2 separate regions of the Mus musculus genome follow, and region 1 is linked to region 2. A link is a loop called in an ENCODE intact Hi-C map of the cell type or tissue named here. Cell type or tissue: heart. All regions are shown on one strand. Links, peaks and the distances in the headings refer to the core of each region. The heading gives the core; the rest is flanking DNA. Region 1 holds the start of Pigg (phosphatidylinositol glycan anchor biosynthesis, class G). Region 2 has its middle 31 kb from the start of Gm42150.

The links. Peaks named below come from ENCODE experiments on the same cell type or tissue, not always from the same donor. Only the 100,000 strongest peaks of a DNase experiment are listed, where the experiment ranks them.
Region 1: it touches region 2 in a loop (2.4-fold over the local background); 1 of 42 quality-filtered maps calls a loop at or near these places.

What each region holds. Positions count from the first base shown.
Region 1 is chr5:108,308,914-108,317,249 of GRCm38, forward strand. Pigg (phosphatidylinositol glycan anchor biosynthesis, class G) reads left to right here and starts at 3,900. Exons shown (of 13, transcript NM_001310689.2): 1 at 3,900-4,165; 2 at 5,046-5,251. The coding sequence starts at 4,012. In heart, for the core only: a CTCF peak has its summit at 3,654; a DNase peak (open chromatin) is centred at 3,858; H3K4me3 peaks cover 2,229 bases; H3K27ac peaks cover 1,575 bases.
Region 2 is chr5:108,029,477-108,037,812 of GRCm38, forward strand. No RefSeq gene overlaps it. Among named protein-coding and RNA genes, the nearest start is that of Gm42150, 31 kb to the left of the region's middle. In heart, for the core only: CTCF peaks have their summits at 703 (motif pointing left) and 4,838 (motif pointing right); no DNase peak of the experiment used is centred there.

The DNA.
Region 1 (8,336 bases), core at 154-8,153, 280 kb after region 2:
ATCTTCATGGACTATTTTGTGGGAACTTGAAAATAGACTGTTGAATCACAGCATGGCTTGTGATTGTTTCAGAGAGAAACAAAGACTCTACCAGGGCTATTTGTGTAATATTTTATATGAAGAATTAGGTGTCTGGTCAGCAGAAACAGAATAATCAGCTGTGATTAAGAAGAGACAAGCACCACTGAAGTGAAACCTTTGCTTTATTGCTTTAACGATAAAATTGTTGCAGGTTAGCTAGAACTGAAATATTAGTTCAGGAAGAGGCCAGCATCTCTGAGGTAAAATCTTCAGGGGGTTATCTCCTCAGGTTCAGCACATAAAAGCTGTGATCCAAGGTGGCCAAAGCTGCATCTCATGCTGGCAGCCAAACTTGGTAATGTGTAAGATTCGGCTAGATGGTGTTGGTTTTGAAAGCATGAAGAAGTCATGAAGAGCAGCTGAGGTTTAGTACTGTGTGGCAGGGCTGAAGGTCCTGAAGAGAGGCCATTGTGGAGGGGGATTCTCAGTTGCAGTGGCTAGTCCAGCATATAAGAGATACCAGCCAAGTGGTAGTGGCAAATGCCTTTAATCCCAGCATTCAAGAGGCGGAGACAGGTGAATCACGGTGAGTTTGAGGACAGCCTGGTCTACAAAGTCAACTGCAGGACAGTTAGGACACAGTGAAACCCTGTCTTAAAAACCCAAGAAGGGGGAGTGTGGGTCAAATGGATTGTGCCACCAGACAGAAGGACTGATAAAGTTGAGCAAGCCCAAACCCCATGAAACTCAGAATTGAGTACTGCAGGCATGGGATGAGATCCCTGCTAAAACCTGCTCTAGAACGAGTAACCCCACTGAGAATGCATCAATCAGTCAAGTAAGGAAAACACCTGAAGCTCTCCCCGTGCTAATAGAGCATCACTACCACTTCAAGCTGAGCCAATGGTAAGCATCTTCCCCTGGATCCCACCCTACTCCTCAATGTTTATAAAGTCCCTATACACATTAAGTAAAGGGCATAAGTTATTTCACTAAGAACAGTCTGAGTGGCTGTTTTACTGTATTGTAACACTCTGGGGAAGAATTTTCCTTCCTGAAGAGACCATCGCTGAACCTTAGGCCTGCTTGGCAGGCTGGGCTCACACCCTTGTTGGCCCTGTAGCTACTGCTGCCCTTGCCACTGGCATTAGCAGGTGAGACCTGGGATCCAGAGTTCCTGCCCTGTGCGGGCTTCCCTTCTGAGAGCTGTTTCCAGATGGACCAGAGAACCATAGAATCCCTGGTTCAGGGAAGGATGATGGAGGTGAGAGAGAGAGATAAGAGACAGACAGACAGACAGACACATACACACACACACACACAAACACACACACACACACACACAGAGAGAGAGAGAGAGAGAGAGAGAGAGAGAGAGAGAGAGAGAGAGAGAGCAGAGCCAGCCTGAGTCTGCCATACATGCTGTGTGCTATGAATGGCAGAACTAGAGAAATGGAGCCTTTTGGAGCTCAGAAGAGTATGAAGTCAAGTTTTTGAGTTGTACTTTCGGACTTAGGGTTTCTTCTCATTTTATTATGACTGTTTCCTGATTCTTTCCTCTTGGAGTAAGAAAGTATATAACTTAATTTTGATTTTACAGGAGTGCACAGTTGAGAGACTTTGAATATATTTTAAGAGATGGAACGTTAAAACTGCATGAGTTTGGGACTGGAGAGATGGCTGTAGTTAAGAGCACTGATTGCTCTTCCAGAGGTCCTGAGTTCAATTCCCAGCAACCACATGGTGGCTCACAACTGATACCCTCTTCTGATCTGTCTGAAGAGAGTGACAGTGCATTCACATACATAAAATAAATCTTAAAAATAAATAAAACCCCTGAGTTTTAAAGTTACTTATGTCATATATTATTAGTATTATATGAGATCTTAGGGATAAAAAAAATAAAGGAACAGAGTTGAATAATTTATTTGCATACCAAGTTGTCAAGGGTCAATTATCCTGGTTGGGCTTTGTTTTTGTTTTTTCCTCAACTTGACACAAGCTAGAGTCAAGGATCTGAGAAGAGGATAGTGGACTAAACCTCTGAATGTAAGGCAACCCCAATTAAATGTTTTCCTTTTATAAGAGTTGTGGTCATGGTGTCTCTTCACAGCAATAGAACATTGACTAAGACAAACTGTGACCCAGGATATTTAAGCCAAATAAGCCTTTTGCTCCCAAAGATGTTTTGGTCATGGTGTTTTATAACAGCAATAGAAACCCTAAGACAACATGTAACACTTCAAACTATATAGTCTGAAGTTTTAATTGGTTAATCATTCTTGTAGGAAGTTAAGTGTAAGGTGGTATTCTTTCAGGAACTTTTGTTCATAGAAGTTCATGTTTATGTGAAATGAGGAATAATGTACACACTGCAGTTGGTAGTCTAGCGGGACAATAGAGTTCGTGTCTTCTGTGTTTTGTTTTGTTTTTCTCTTCTGCTTAGTTGTTCTGTCCATTATCAACACTAGGATATTAAAGTGTCTAAACAGTGTTCTTCTATTTCCTATTTCTACGTTCATTTGTCAGGACTTGCTACATGTACTTTACTGATATTTTATGTGCACATGCATGTATATTCCTGTGGTACTGTCTTACTGATATTTTGATTTAATAAGACAGTGTGGTATTGTCATAAAAACACCTAATTAATAAACTATGTCATTAACTAATCACTGATAAATTCAAAGGCTACACACACACACACACAATTTATTTGTTTGTTTATTTTTATTCCCTTCCCCCCTCCCCCAGACAGGGTTTCTCTATGTAGCTGCTGTCCTGGAACTTGCCTGGAAGTCACAGAGATCCATGACATAATATTTTTAACACCACTCATGTTGGGTAAACATGCAGAAGAATGGAACTGGACCCTTCCTTTATACATACAGAAATATCAAGTAAAAATGGGTTAACCACTAAAATTTAATATCTGAAGCTATAAAACTCCTATAAGAAAAAGGTGAGAAGAAACTTCACCAAAACTGATGCTTTTTTTCCCCCTTAAACATATAACACCAAATTCACAGAGAATTACCACCAAAAAAAAAAAAAAGTACGTGTGATTATGGTAAACTGAAAAAAAAAAAACATGAACTAGATGAAAATTTAGCTTACAAATCAAATATAAAGGTTGCTATCCAAGATATTAAGGAATTCATACAACTTAACAGCAGCAAAACCTCTATCTTGTTCTTGGCTTCCTAGAAAAACAGAGTTCGTGAGAAGGGGTTTGGGTCTTTTGACTTACAGAAGCAAGGTCCGCAAGGAGAATGAGTGTGCACAAAGGAAGACAAGGCTGGGGTGGACTCTGTTCAAAGACCGGCTTCTGTCTCATTGCATGAGCCCGGGAAAATTCCCGCATCTAGAGCGGAAAGACCTTGCCTACCAAACACGTGGCCCCCTACGGTTTAGAGGTTCCTTCCAGAGGACAGCTTTCCAAAGAAGGGGAGCACACTCACTGATTGCCAATCGCATCAGGATCGCTTAATCTGCAGGCTTGCCCCAGACCCGAGTCTGTCAGAGTCGTCCTGTCAGAAAACTGGGGCCATAACACCAGGAGGAAGTGAGTAGGACTAATAATACACCAGAAACACCAGCAGCTAAATACTGCACCGACACTGGGCAGCGCTAGATGCGCCTGGCTCAAGGCGCACAAACTTGGAATCCTGAGATGGCGGGGCAGGTGCGGGGACTCTCGGTGGCACCGGAAGCGAGGCTCCCGAATGGATCAGCCGGGGATTCCGTGGACCTTTGGGTTCGGGAGGAGGCAGGGACTCCCGGGAGAATCACCCCGGGGCCGGTCCGCGGGGAACGTCGTCAGGGAGCGACCGCGGGCACTCGCCACTCTGACGTACTTCCTGTGCGCTGGGGCTGGCGAGGCAGGCTGGGAGGGAGCTCTTGACAGTCCGGGTGTGGGCTCTGGGTGCGGGTTTGCAACGCCCGCTGTTACACTAAGTTTCGGGCCGACCGGCCCAGCGGCAGGGCAGAATGCGGCTGGGCTCCGGGGCCTTCGCTGCCAGCTGCGTAGCGATTGAGGTGATCGGGGTCGCGATATTTATTCGGGGATTCTTCCCAGCTCCTGTTCGTTCCTCTGCTAGACCAGAGCACGATGCAGAGACCCCAGCGCCCGAACCCGTAGCAGGTATAGCCCCCCGCCCCCATCTCGGTGGTTCCCGCTTTCATTCTGCCCCACCACGGAAACAATTTGTATTGTTTTAGTGTTGTTTGTGTATCATACACCTTCGAGGCATTCGCAGCCTCCCGCCCCATGTCGACCTATGTGATAATCAGAGGATTCCCAGAGTAACTCCGACTTTGCGTCTTGTTTGCCGCTGTTCAGTGATTCGTACCCCTTTTCCTAATAATCCTTTCAATCACTACCAATTTAGGTTTCCAGTTTTGGACCCATAGGGCATAACAGGTGATGTTTCTTCAGATCTCCTCCAGTTTTCTACAACTCTCCCCCAGAAGACCTCCCGGCCCTCAGTGCTTAGGGCCTCTCTGCATTAGCACCCTAGTAGCCTCACCAACACAGAAATAAACACCTGATACCCACTCCGCTGCAGTGAAACAGGTCCATATAATCACAGCCACTGGACATGTAAACCCATAGGTTCACTGCCTGCAAGACTAGGCTTTAGGGCAAGCTCAGGGAGGCACAGTTTCCAACTGTATGTCTCTTAGGTAGAAGTGGCCCTGTCCTGGACTCTTCACCTTGCTAAGAGTAGTGCACTACACATTCCTGGGATACCTACTCATTGTTAACATACTGTCCAGCCTAGCCAGGAGATGCCCTTCTTGGTAGTCACCTGCAGGCTGGTTACAACCCTTGAAGGAACCTTCACAGTTGTCTTGTTTGGTTTCTTAGAAAATTAACACAACACTGGCTACCCAAAATGGGCCTTCTTTCAGGTTGAAATAGATTTGATGTGTGCTAGAAGAACAAAGGAAAAAGACATTGAAGGCAATGGAGTGCTGAATGGAGTTTAAAATTTAATTTCCCCTTTTCTAAATACTTTTAGGAGTCCGTTCGAACTGGACCAAGCTGCCACCACCTCTCTTCAGTAAAGTGGTTATTGTGTTGATAGATGCATTAAGAGATGATTTTGTGTTTGGGTCGAAAGGTGTGAAGTATATGCCCTACACAACGTATCTGGTAGAAAAAGGAGCATCTCATAGCTTTGTGGCTGAGGCAAAGCCACCCACAGTTACTATGCCTCGAATCAAGGTAAATTTAACTTGGTTAAATTTTATGAATCATGACTTGGCTCTTTTGAAGGTTTAGAGCGATTATTTAACCGACTTGGAGACCCTGTTTTAATAACATGGGAAATATTTCAGTGTTGTCAGTGTTGCTGGGCAGTGGGGTGCTGAGGAAATCCCATAATAAGGTAATCTTTTTACCCCTTGTTAAGTAGCTGAAGTTCATCCCTCATGGAAAGGGGGAGGGATTTAGAACCAGATTTTCCAGGCCACCGTAGTCCAGGAGGTATCCTCCTTTGTGGTGGCCTATTGTGTTCCTTAGTCGTCAGGCTTGAGGGAGCCTTTGGGCATATTCAGCCTAGTTCATTAACTGTATATACAAGAAGACAAACTCGGTCAAGTTAAATTATTTGTCAGAATTATACAAAATGATCAAAGAACTATGAACTGGTCTGAAGAGCTGTTACTTCTACTACATAATTTGTTGTTCAGTCTGATGAGGGCACTTCTGAAGTGCATTGTGCTTTACCTAAGAATTGTGGCGGGGGTGGGGGGTGGGGAGGCTGGAGAAATGGCTCAGAGGTTAAGAACACTGACTGCTCTTTCAGAGGTCCTGAGTTCAATTCCCAGCAACCACATGGTGGCTCATGACCATCTGCAATGGGATATGATGCCCAGTTCTGGTGTGTCTGAAGACAGCTACAGTGTACTCATATAAATAAAATAAAATTAAAAAAGAAGAGGAGGAGGAGGAAGTACTTAGCAACTACTAGGTGTTGATACTCTAATGAATATACATTTGGGGGAAACTGATTTCATGTGGCTTGTCGTCTCTATGGATGTACAAAGGCATTGGACAAACAAGCATTCAAAGAAACATGTAGTTACATTGCAATGAGTGCCTGAGGAAAGAGCAGTGTACAGTTCTGCTGGAGAGATAGGAGTGCAGCTGAGGTCATGGAGCCTGAAAAGCCTGTTTGAAGAAATTACACTCAAAAAGCCACTATTAGGAGGAGTAGGAGAGTGTTGGCAGAAAGGACCAGAAGTGTCTGAAAATCTGCGGCTGCGTTAAATAAAACATTTATTTCATTTTATGTGTATGAGTGTTTTGCCTGCATGCATGTAGGTGCACCACAGAAGGCAGAAAAGAGTATTACATCCATTGAGACTGGAGTTACAGGAGATTGTGAGCTGTCATGAACTGAACCCAGGCTGTCTGCAAGAGTGTCAAGTGCTCTTAACTATTGAGCAGTCTTTCAAGGCCCTAAAGATTTTCTTTTCTTTTCTTTTCTTTTCTTTTCTTTTCTTTTCTTTTCTTTTCTTTTCTTTTCTTTTCTTTTCTTTTCCTTTCTTCTCTTCTCTTCTCTTCTCTTCTCTTTTCTTTCTTTCTTTCTTTCTTTCTTTCTTTCTTTCTTTCTTTCTTTCTTAAGATTCATTTATTTATTTTATTTATTTAATGTACTCACCATTGCTCTCTTCAGACACACCAGAAGAGGGCATCAGACCCCATTGCAGATGGTCATGAGCCACCATGTGGTTGCTGGGAATTGAACTTAGAACCTCTGAAAGTTTTGTCAGTGCTCTTAACCACTGAGCCATCTCTCCAGCCCCTTTTCAAATTCTTTTATTGTATTTTTTTTTCAAATTCTTTTATTTTTAAACCAGTCTTCCAATGGGCTTCTCTGGTCTAGTGTAGTTCAGGGCCAGACCATGATTGGCAAAAGTTCGATTGAGCCTGTCACCCATTAAGGAATCTACCCAAGGCTCATTTGTGCTGGGACATTTGACTGTCTAGGTAGTTTTCAAGTCTGATCCGCCTTTCGCTGTTTAATCAGGAACTCCACCTCAGCCAGAAGAACTAGTAGTTTTGGTTACTTCTGAGTCTCTCTAGAGTCCCAGAAATACATGCATGCTTTAAAACTTGTCTGGAGTTGTCTTCCTTCCCGGAGCCCTGTTTCAGATTTCAAGTTGGTTTTTTTTTTTTTTTGCTTGCCACAGCCAACTGTAATGGAGTCATTATCAGATCAAGTAGAGAAGGAAGGAGATAGGAAAAACCATAGGGACAGTGTTTGCTTGAGCATGCCTATACAGCTCATTACATGATTTTGGTGACAGTTAAAGCTCCAAGGTAACTGCTTTTGATAGTTTTTATTGGTTTCCCATTGCTCTCGGGGTGCAGGGGAAGGGGTGCCAAACTCCTCAATTCTGCCATTCTGGAAGTCTGGTTGGTTTAAATTGACATTTTTGGCTAGTGATAAAACTCAACATTAGAGCACTTGTCTAGCATATGTATAGCACTGAGTTCAAGTTCTAGAATCTTAAAAATGGAGTTTGCATTTATTTGCCACTGAAAAATTCTTTTCAGAATTCTGTAGGCATTACAGAGATTCCTGTTCTTTTCACCACAAACCTCTGGATGTTGATATTTTCGGTGGTGATAGAACTCCAAATTATGAAGATTCACTACTATTACTGTGGCTTGTAGGGTCTGTGGTAAAAGTGGGGGAGAATATTGACTCTCCTCTAACCAGGAAGGTAGGCGATCTCACAGCCACCATCTGTTATGTGGTGCAGTATTGTAGGTGTGATTGATGTTCCGCTGACATTCTTGGCCCAGTTCACTTTGAGAACTGTATACAAGCAGGGTTTCTTCCTTAAAAAAAGATATTAGATTTGCTGGGTTGTTAGGGTTTGCTTGTTAACGAGCTTGCTGTACAAAAGGCAGGTTAAATCTTATGTGAAACCCTGACAAAGAGTCTGAATATACAGGCTCATGTTATCAGTGTTTATACACATGTTAGTATTAACTTTGTCAATAAGACATAGCTGGTACTGTGTCTAACTATTATTGTCATCTTCACTATCTTACCAATGTAAGGATTCCCTGAACCATGTTCATTAAATAATCAAGTCTTCAATATTGAGTTTGATATATTGGTCCAAAGTCCGTGTCCTATCTTGCTCTCCTCCCCTGCCCACTTGCCTCCTAGCTTTGACTCTGGTCTCTAGAATAGGGCCTACCGTAGGTTCGTACCCACCTGTTTGACCCCCAACTGATCTTCCTGTCTCTTGTGCTTTACTTTTGGATCTGTAATCTAAGTCTTGACATG
Region 2 (8,336 bases), core at 283-8,282:
CACTAGAGTAGACTGAAGCTGCCATATCCTTCCCCTTGTGCAGATCCACTCTGGAGTCATCTGCAGATGACGAAATTCACTTGTTATTTAGGACATGGAGCAACCTGTTGTTGTGTTGCTTACTGACTGGTTCATTTTCCAACCACCTTCCTCTTCTCTTCTCGCCTAAATTACCTACTGGGTCTTCCAGGTCCTAGACACCAACTCATCACACTCCCAAGCAGATCTCCATAGTCTGCGACTTTCCCTGGCAATTTGCTTACACCTTCGGGTGCACAAGGTTCTTAGCAGGCTACAAGGTCAGAACCACATTTCACTCATGTGCCGTAGCCTAATGACTAGGTCTGTTCACTGAGGAGAAGGATAATGTCCTCTTTGCCCTTGCATTTTCAATTATTAAAATATTGCAGGCCGGGCGTGGTGGCGCCTGCCTTTAGTCCCAGCACTCGGGAGGCAGAGGCAGTCAGATTTCTGAGTTCGAGGCCAGCCTGGTCTACAAAGTGAGTTCCAGGACAGCCCTCAGTGAAAGCAGTGTAAAATGGCTGAACACTTTATGATTCTAATTAGATGATATTCCAGAAAGACAAAACTGGAGGAGAGATGGCTCACAGTTAAGATTACTGCTACTCTTCCAGAGGACCCAATAGTTTCCAGCATCCACATCAGATGGCTGTACTTATAGCTCCGGGGGACCAGCACCCTCCTCTGGCTTCTTTGGGTAATGCACTTATGACATACACAAATATAAACAAAAAGACAAAACTGTTAACACACACACAGGAAAATATGAGTTGCTTCCAGGAGTTAAGGATAGAGACAGAAGAGAGCAAAGCACGGGGTTTCCCTGTAGCCCTGGCTGTCCTGGAACTCACTAGGCTGGCCTCAAACTCAGAAATCCGCCTGCCTCTGCCTCCCAAGTGCTGGGATTAAAGGTGTTCGAAACCACTGCCCCACACAGGAGCTCTTTGAACAGACAGCACCACTCTATGTGCTACTGCTGTGGTGGGTACACTCCATGTACTTGTAGAATTGTTGAACTTGAAAAGACTTAATGTATGCAAACTAAAATAGAATTGTTTGGGAGGTGGGAACATTACAAGAAGGAAAGCAGACATGGCAGAAAAACCTAACATATTAAAGGTTTATAAAATGTTCTCCCTGAAGGAGGTAGTTGGGAAGGCACCTTAAGTAGCTTTGGAAGTGTGTGGAATACAAAAAGCAAGTGCCAGCGAGAACTAGCGTTAGTTGTTAGAGCTTGTCCTGGCTAGTTTTATGTTACCTTGACACAGGCTAGAGTCATTTGAGAGGAGGGAGTGCCTCCATAAGGTGAGGCTGTAAGCAGACCTAGAGGGCATTTTCTTAGTGATTAATAGAGGAGGGGACAGCCCACTGTGGGTGGAGCCATCCCTTAGGTGGTGAGCCTCAGTCCTATAAGAAAGCTGGCTGAACAAACCATGAAGAGCAAGCCAGTAAGCAGCACTCCCCCATGGCCTCTGCATCAGCTCCTGCATCCATGTTCCCACTCAGTTTGAGTTCGTACATTGGCTTCCCTCAATATGAGATATGTAAGCCAAGTAAGTCCTTTCCTCCCCAAATTGCTTTTGGTCATAGGGCTACTGTTGCTGTGATGAAACACCAAGACAGAGCCAGTTCATGTGGGGTGTGGGTCAGCAATTGTACTACTGTTGCATATGGCTGCTGAAACGGAGAAACTGAGTCATTAGACAGCAGATGGCAGGAGAGTGCCTCAAATGGAATGAAATGTTATAGCTAAGCAAGAGAAGTCTAGGGCTGGGTATGTAGCTTGCCCATCCTGTGCCAACTGTGTTCTAGTTTGCTTCTCTGTTGCTGAAATAAAGCACTGGCCAAAAGCAACCCAAGAGAAGAAAAGGTTTATTTTGCTTGCAGGTTCAGCATTGAGGAAAACCACAGCAGGAACCCAGAAGCAGGAACTGAGCAGAGGCTGTGGAGGATCACTCTCACTGGCTTGCTTCCTCTGCCTTGCTTAGATACCTCTCTTACGCAAGGTCTGTGTGCTGGCCTGCCCAAGGATGGTACTGTCCAGTTGTGGGTGGGGCGCCAACATCAATCAACAATCAGAAAAATATCCACCGCCAGAGCTATGGATGGCCGCAGGTCAATCTGATGGAGGCATGAGAGTCCCTCTTACCAGTTATGTCTAGGTTTGTGTCAAGCTGACAAAAACTAGGATATCTGTTACCAATCTTTTTTAGTTTTGTTTTTGTTTTTTGAGACAGGGTTTCTCTGTATAGCCCTGGCTGTCCTGGAACTCACTCTGTAGACCAGGCTGGCCTCCAACTCAGAAATCCGCCTGCTTCTGCCTCCCAAGTGCCAGGACTAAAGGTGTGCACCACCACCGCCTGGCTGTTACCAATCTTTAACACCCACAAGCTGGACACAGTGGTGCATTCTTCAAAACCCAGCCCCTGGCACCGAAAACAGGAAGATTGGAAGTTCAAGTTCCTCCACAGCTGAATAGTAAATTCAAGGGCAGCCTGGGACACCTGACACAGATCTCAAAATAGACAAACAAACCCACACATAGATTAAAAATAAATAGTATACGCCAGTGAGATGACTCAGTGGATAAAAGCACTCACCATGCAAGCCTGGTGACCCGAGTTCAATTTCTTGAACCCACATAAAGTGAAAGGAAAGAGACGCTATAAGGTTGTTTCCTTGTCCCACATCACCACCCAAAATAATAAATTAAAAATTTTAAAACTGGGCTGGAGAAATGGCTCAGTGGTTAAGAGCACTGAATGCTCTTCCAGAGGTCCTGAGTTCAAATCCCAGCAACCACATGGTGGCTTACAACATCTATAATGGGATCTGATGCCCTCTTCTAGTGTGTCTGAAGACCGCAACAGTGTACTCATATAGATGGATAGATAAATAAATCTTTAGAAAAAAATTTTTAAAACTAGGGTTGGAGAGATAGCTCAGCGGTTAAGAGCACTGACTGCAGCCAGGTGTGGTGGCACACGCCTTTAATCCCAGCACTAGTCTATTAGAGTGAGTTTCAGGACAGCCAGGGCTATACAGAGAAACCCTGTCTAGAAAAACAAAAACAACAACAACAAAACCCAACAATAACAACAACAACAACAACAACAACAAAGAGCACTGACTGCTCTTCCGGAGGCACTGAGTTCAATTTCAAGCAAACACATGGTAGCTCACAACCATTTGTAATGTGATCTAATGCCCTCTTCTGGCATATAGGTATACATCCAGATAGAACACTCATATAAATTAAATAAAAGTTTTTAAAAATTTAAAACTAGGCTGGGTGGTGGTGGCATGCTCCTTTAATCCCAGCACTCGGGAGGCAGAGCCAGGCAGATTTCTGAGTTCGAGGCCAGCCTGGTCTACAGAGTGAGTTCCAGGACAGCCAGGAACTACACAAAGAAACCCTGTCTCGAAAAACCAAAATACTATTACTACTAATAATAACAATAACAATAATTTTGGCTTATAGTCTACTAATCAATACTGGTATAAATAAATAGAGCTGGAGAGGTGGTTCAGCAGTTAACAGCACTATCTGCTCTTCTGGAGGTCCCGAGTTCAAATTCCAGCAACCACATGGTACAACCATCTGTAACAAGACCTGATTCCCTCTTCTGGTGTCTGAAATCAGCTGAATTATACTTACATATAATAAATAAATCTTAATAGATGTTAAACAAATTAACAAGAGAAGAGACAGCTTGTCCAGGAGATTTTTTGTTTTGTTTTGTTCCTCCATGTAGCCCTGGCCATCTTGTAACTCACTCTGTAGACCAGACTAGCCTTGAACTCAGAGATCCATCTGCCTCTACCACCTGAGTGCTGGGATAAAAGGTGTTCGCCACCACCACCTGGCTAGACGAATTCTAAATAATCTGTGTTACGCGATATTCGATCATACTTTGAACCGCAAACAATGAAGGTAAACTCTGTAGAAGGAAGCACCATGTTTGAAAGTGATGTCTAATTGAGTGGCAGACAAAGTGATGAATCAGAGAAAGATTTGACAGAATAGGAGCTGCTCAAGTCTCAGAGAAGAGAGGAAAGTGAGGCTACTTAAGAGACAGCAGTGCAGAGAGAGGGAAAGAGAGTTTTACTGGAGCAGTTACACAGAGTCAGGCTGTCGAGAGAGCACACTAGATACAGGTGAAGACAGAATGAGCCAGAGAATAAGGAGCCAAAAGATTAGAACAGATTGCCAAGTATGAAGCCAAGCAGAGCATTTCAGGAGAGGCCGAGAGAGAGAACCCAGATGGAATCAATGAGCTTGGAGAAGAGTTTGAGCCAGAACAGCTGAGTTGAATCAGCCAGAGTTCAGAAAGAACTAGGAAGGGTGAGCCTATTCAGCAGTAAGTCTCAGAGGCTGAAAACATTTTGGGCCTAGATTAGATTGTATGGAGCCCTCATTATTATTTGTTCTAATTAATTAGATAGACATTTACATGACGTTTACTATGTGACAGGTACTGTTATAAGTGTCCCTTACAGATTAACCCAGTAAAATCTTCTTTTTTTCCCCAGTACTGGGAATGACATCAGGGCCTGGTACATGCCAGCAAGAACTGGACCACTGAGTCACAACCCCAGCCAGATCATTGCCTTTTTGTGGACAGGGATCTGAGACCTGGGCTAGTCACACAACACTTGCCTGCACAGGTTCAAACAGCCACTAAGTGGTTGTATTGAGGGAATCTGACCACTAGATTGCACAGCTTCTCTTACTCAAAGAAAACTTTGAAAAGTGGTTTTAAGTGAGAATCTTGCCTTCTGTTGGGGGCATAACAACAAAAACTGAGCTGATAAAATTATTACTAGCCACTAGAGGGCAGCAAACCCTTACAAAGGTTGCCTTACAAATAAGTCGCTCAATATTTATTTATTTATTTAATACTGATTTATTTGGGTTTCTTGTTTGTTTGTTTGTTTGTTTGGTACAGGGTTGCATGCGGCCTCCATCTTTTTTTTTTTTTTTTTTTTTTTGGTTTTTCGAGACAGGGTTCCTCTGTATAGCCCTGGCTGTCCTGGAACTCACTTTGTAGACCAGGCTGGCCTCGAACTTAGAAATCTGCCTGCCTCCTGAGTTCTGGGATTAAAGGCGTGTGCCACCACTCCCAGCATTATGCCTGATTTTAAGCTAGTTTCTTCTTTCTTTCTTTCTTTCTTTCTTTCCAGAGGTGGGTGGGAGGGGCAGGATGCTATATTTTATGAGACAGGGTCCAGGCTGGCCTCAAACTAGTTTCTGTAGGCCAAGCTGGTCCTCTAATCACCAGACTTCTCCTGCCCCATCTCCTGAGTGCTAGGATTACAGGCATGGGCCACCATATATGACTTGAAATTCTTTTCTTAGGGGTAAATCTAGAATCCTGGGAGTACAAAGATGATTCATCCATTAAAGGCATTTTCTGCCAAGCCTAATGACTTGAATCTAATTCCCAAGACCCACAAGGTAGGAAAGACTGATTCCTTCAAATTCTCTGAGTTGTTTCAGTGTGTATATACAGAGACACATATACACATAAATAAGTGTGATTTTAAAAGAATCCTAGAACTGGCAAGGTGGCCGAGTGGTTAAGAGCTCTTGTTTTTCCAGAGGACAGGGTTTGAGTCCCAGTACTCACATGGTGGCTTACAATGCATAAGTCCAGTTCCAGGGGATTTGATACTTTCTTTTCTGACCTCCTCGGCCCCAGACATACACACGATGCCCAAATACATATGTGAGCAAGACACTCATGCATGTAAAATAAAATAAATGAATCTGAAAGAAGAATCTGATAAGCTCTTTGAGATGACTTAACCTTGTACGCCAGCACTCAGGAGGTGGAGATCCAAATTCACCCTCAGCTACATATTACGTTTTGAGTTTGAGGAAGCCAACATATACAACACCTGATTTCAACAAATACAAAAATCTCAGCTTTACTGAATAGAGGTCTTTGACAGAACTCCTGGCAGCTATAACCCAGGGCTGCTATCTCCCACTGCTGCTGACAGAGTAAGTATTTAATCTTTTTTTGTCATATAAATATCCTAAGGACACTGGGGTAGTTTGTAATGACATAGTCATTTGTCATTGCTGATTAACCTGGACTCTATACACAGGGTAAACCCAGCTCTGGTGCTCCAAATCCAACACAAGTGTGTTAGGGGACCAATTGTTAACCTAAGCTTTTACTTCTCGCCAATGTTAATTCAAAGAAAACCCTCCCGGATGCCATCTGGGAGGGGTTTATGAGCTGCAAATTGAGTGCTCAGAGAGCAATTAAGCATTTAAATTAGAGCCCTGTGTAAATTTAACAGCTGGTAGGTGTTGTCATTTCCAAGCTACAAACCACCTGCTTAGCAGGATCTGCATACAAACTGAAGGAAATAGACTGAGTGCCTGAGAGTAGAAGCTGAATTTGGTAATTTAGAGCATAAATTCAGATTACACCTACAGCTGGGGCACCTTTAAGGGGAGGAGTTGAAAGCCCATCCTGGTCTACACCAGGCTTTTGTCTCAAAACAACAACAAACCCCAGAGATTGTAATGAAAAACCTAGAAGCTTACATCGAAATACATGGTATCTATATAACTTGTTTCTCTTTTGTTGCTTTTGTTTTTTAGACAGGTTCTCTATGTCGCTCTGGGTGGCCTAGAACTCACAGGGATCAGTTTGTCTCTGTCTCTAGAGTGCTGAGTTTAAAGGTATTCACCACCATGCCCAACAACGTTTTTGTTGTTCTCACTTAACCAATGTTTCTAGACTTCCCCTTGGAGATGGTCATAAGGGGTAAGAAAGGGAGTTCTCAGATACTGACTGGTCTTGTGGTTGACTATGATTGACCAACTCCTCAGCTCAGTATGTATTTTTTTTTAATATTTTATTTTTAGCTAGACATAGAGGCACATACGTTTAATACCAGCACTTGGTAGGCAGAGGCAGCAGATCTCTGTGAGTTCAAGGCTATCCTGGTCTACATACAGAGTTTCAGGACAGCCAGGGCTATGTAGTAAGACCCTGTCTCAATTGGAAAAAAAAGTTTTTATTGATTTTAATTTGTAAAAAACAATTTTTATTGATATTATTTTCTGGTTTTATTTACTTATTTATTTTACTTATGAGGATGGGTGTTTTGCCTGTGTGTACGTATGCCTGTGCACAATGAGAGTGCAGTGACCTCAGTGGTCAGAAGAGGATGTCAGATCCCCTAGAACTGGAGTCACAGAAGGTTGTGAGCCACCATGTAGGGGCTGGGAATTGACCTTGGGTCCTCTGGAAGAGCATCTAGTTCTCTTAATTGATAACACATCTCTCTAGATTCCTCAGTATGATGTCTTTTCTTGTGAAGGTCAGAGGTTACTGTCAGGAGTCTTTCTCCATTACTCTCCACCTTACATTTTGAGGCAGGGTCTCTCACTGAATAGACTAGTCTTGATAGCCCAATCGTCCCAGACACCTGTCTCTAATCCCAAGCTCTAGGGTGACAGGCAGGATAAACCCTCTTTTTACATGGGTCCTGAGCACTGAGCCATCTCCCCAGCCCTCTTAAGTATTTGTTTGAAATCTTCTGTAACAAATACTGGTAGTTGTTGGAAAGGAAAAGATCAGAGAATTTGGATTAATTCTTGGTCTAGTTTACACGTGTTATTCCTATTTCTTATTAAAATTATAACTCCCCTTCACAGAAATCCTGTGTGATCTATGACTTTAGAAAAGAGTATTCTGAGGAGTTTGAAGAAATCTGGATGTCAGAATATCTAGAACTGGAGGTCTATAGTCAAGCAAGAAAGAAACAGAAATAATATCAGGGGGTCAGTGCTGTGGTAGAACCTGACTGCCAGAAATAACTTTAAGTTAACAACAAGAGCTCTGATATTTGGAAACTTAGTTTCATACGCTCTAGACAATTTCCATATGCCATCCTATTTAATCCCACCAGTCCCGAGGGACAGGTGCACACCTGCCCTTTGCAAATGGGCAAGCTGAGGTTTAGGGGTGGCTTTGCCTTTCTGTCACTCTCCCTTGGGGTGTTTACATGCTTGCCCTTCTAAATTTAATTTCCTGTTTGTCTGCACCTTCAACTAAAATTGCACTAGGATTATAACACAGAGGGAGGTTATAGCTTTATCACTAACAGCATGGTCAGTTCCTTTCACGTTAACTCATGTAACTCATGCCCTTGATTAAATAAAATGTATCAGAATTCAGATGGAAGGTGATACTTCCCACTGTGGGAACACATATGCGGGCCATACTGTGAAAAGAATTCTGCACACACATATTGTTAAAGGTCTTTTAGTTATTAGATTTATTTATTTT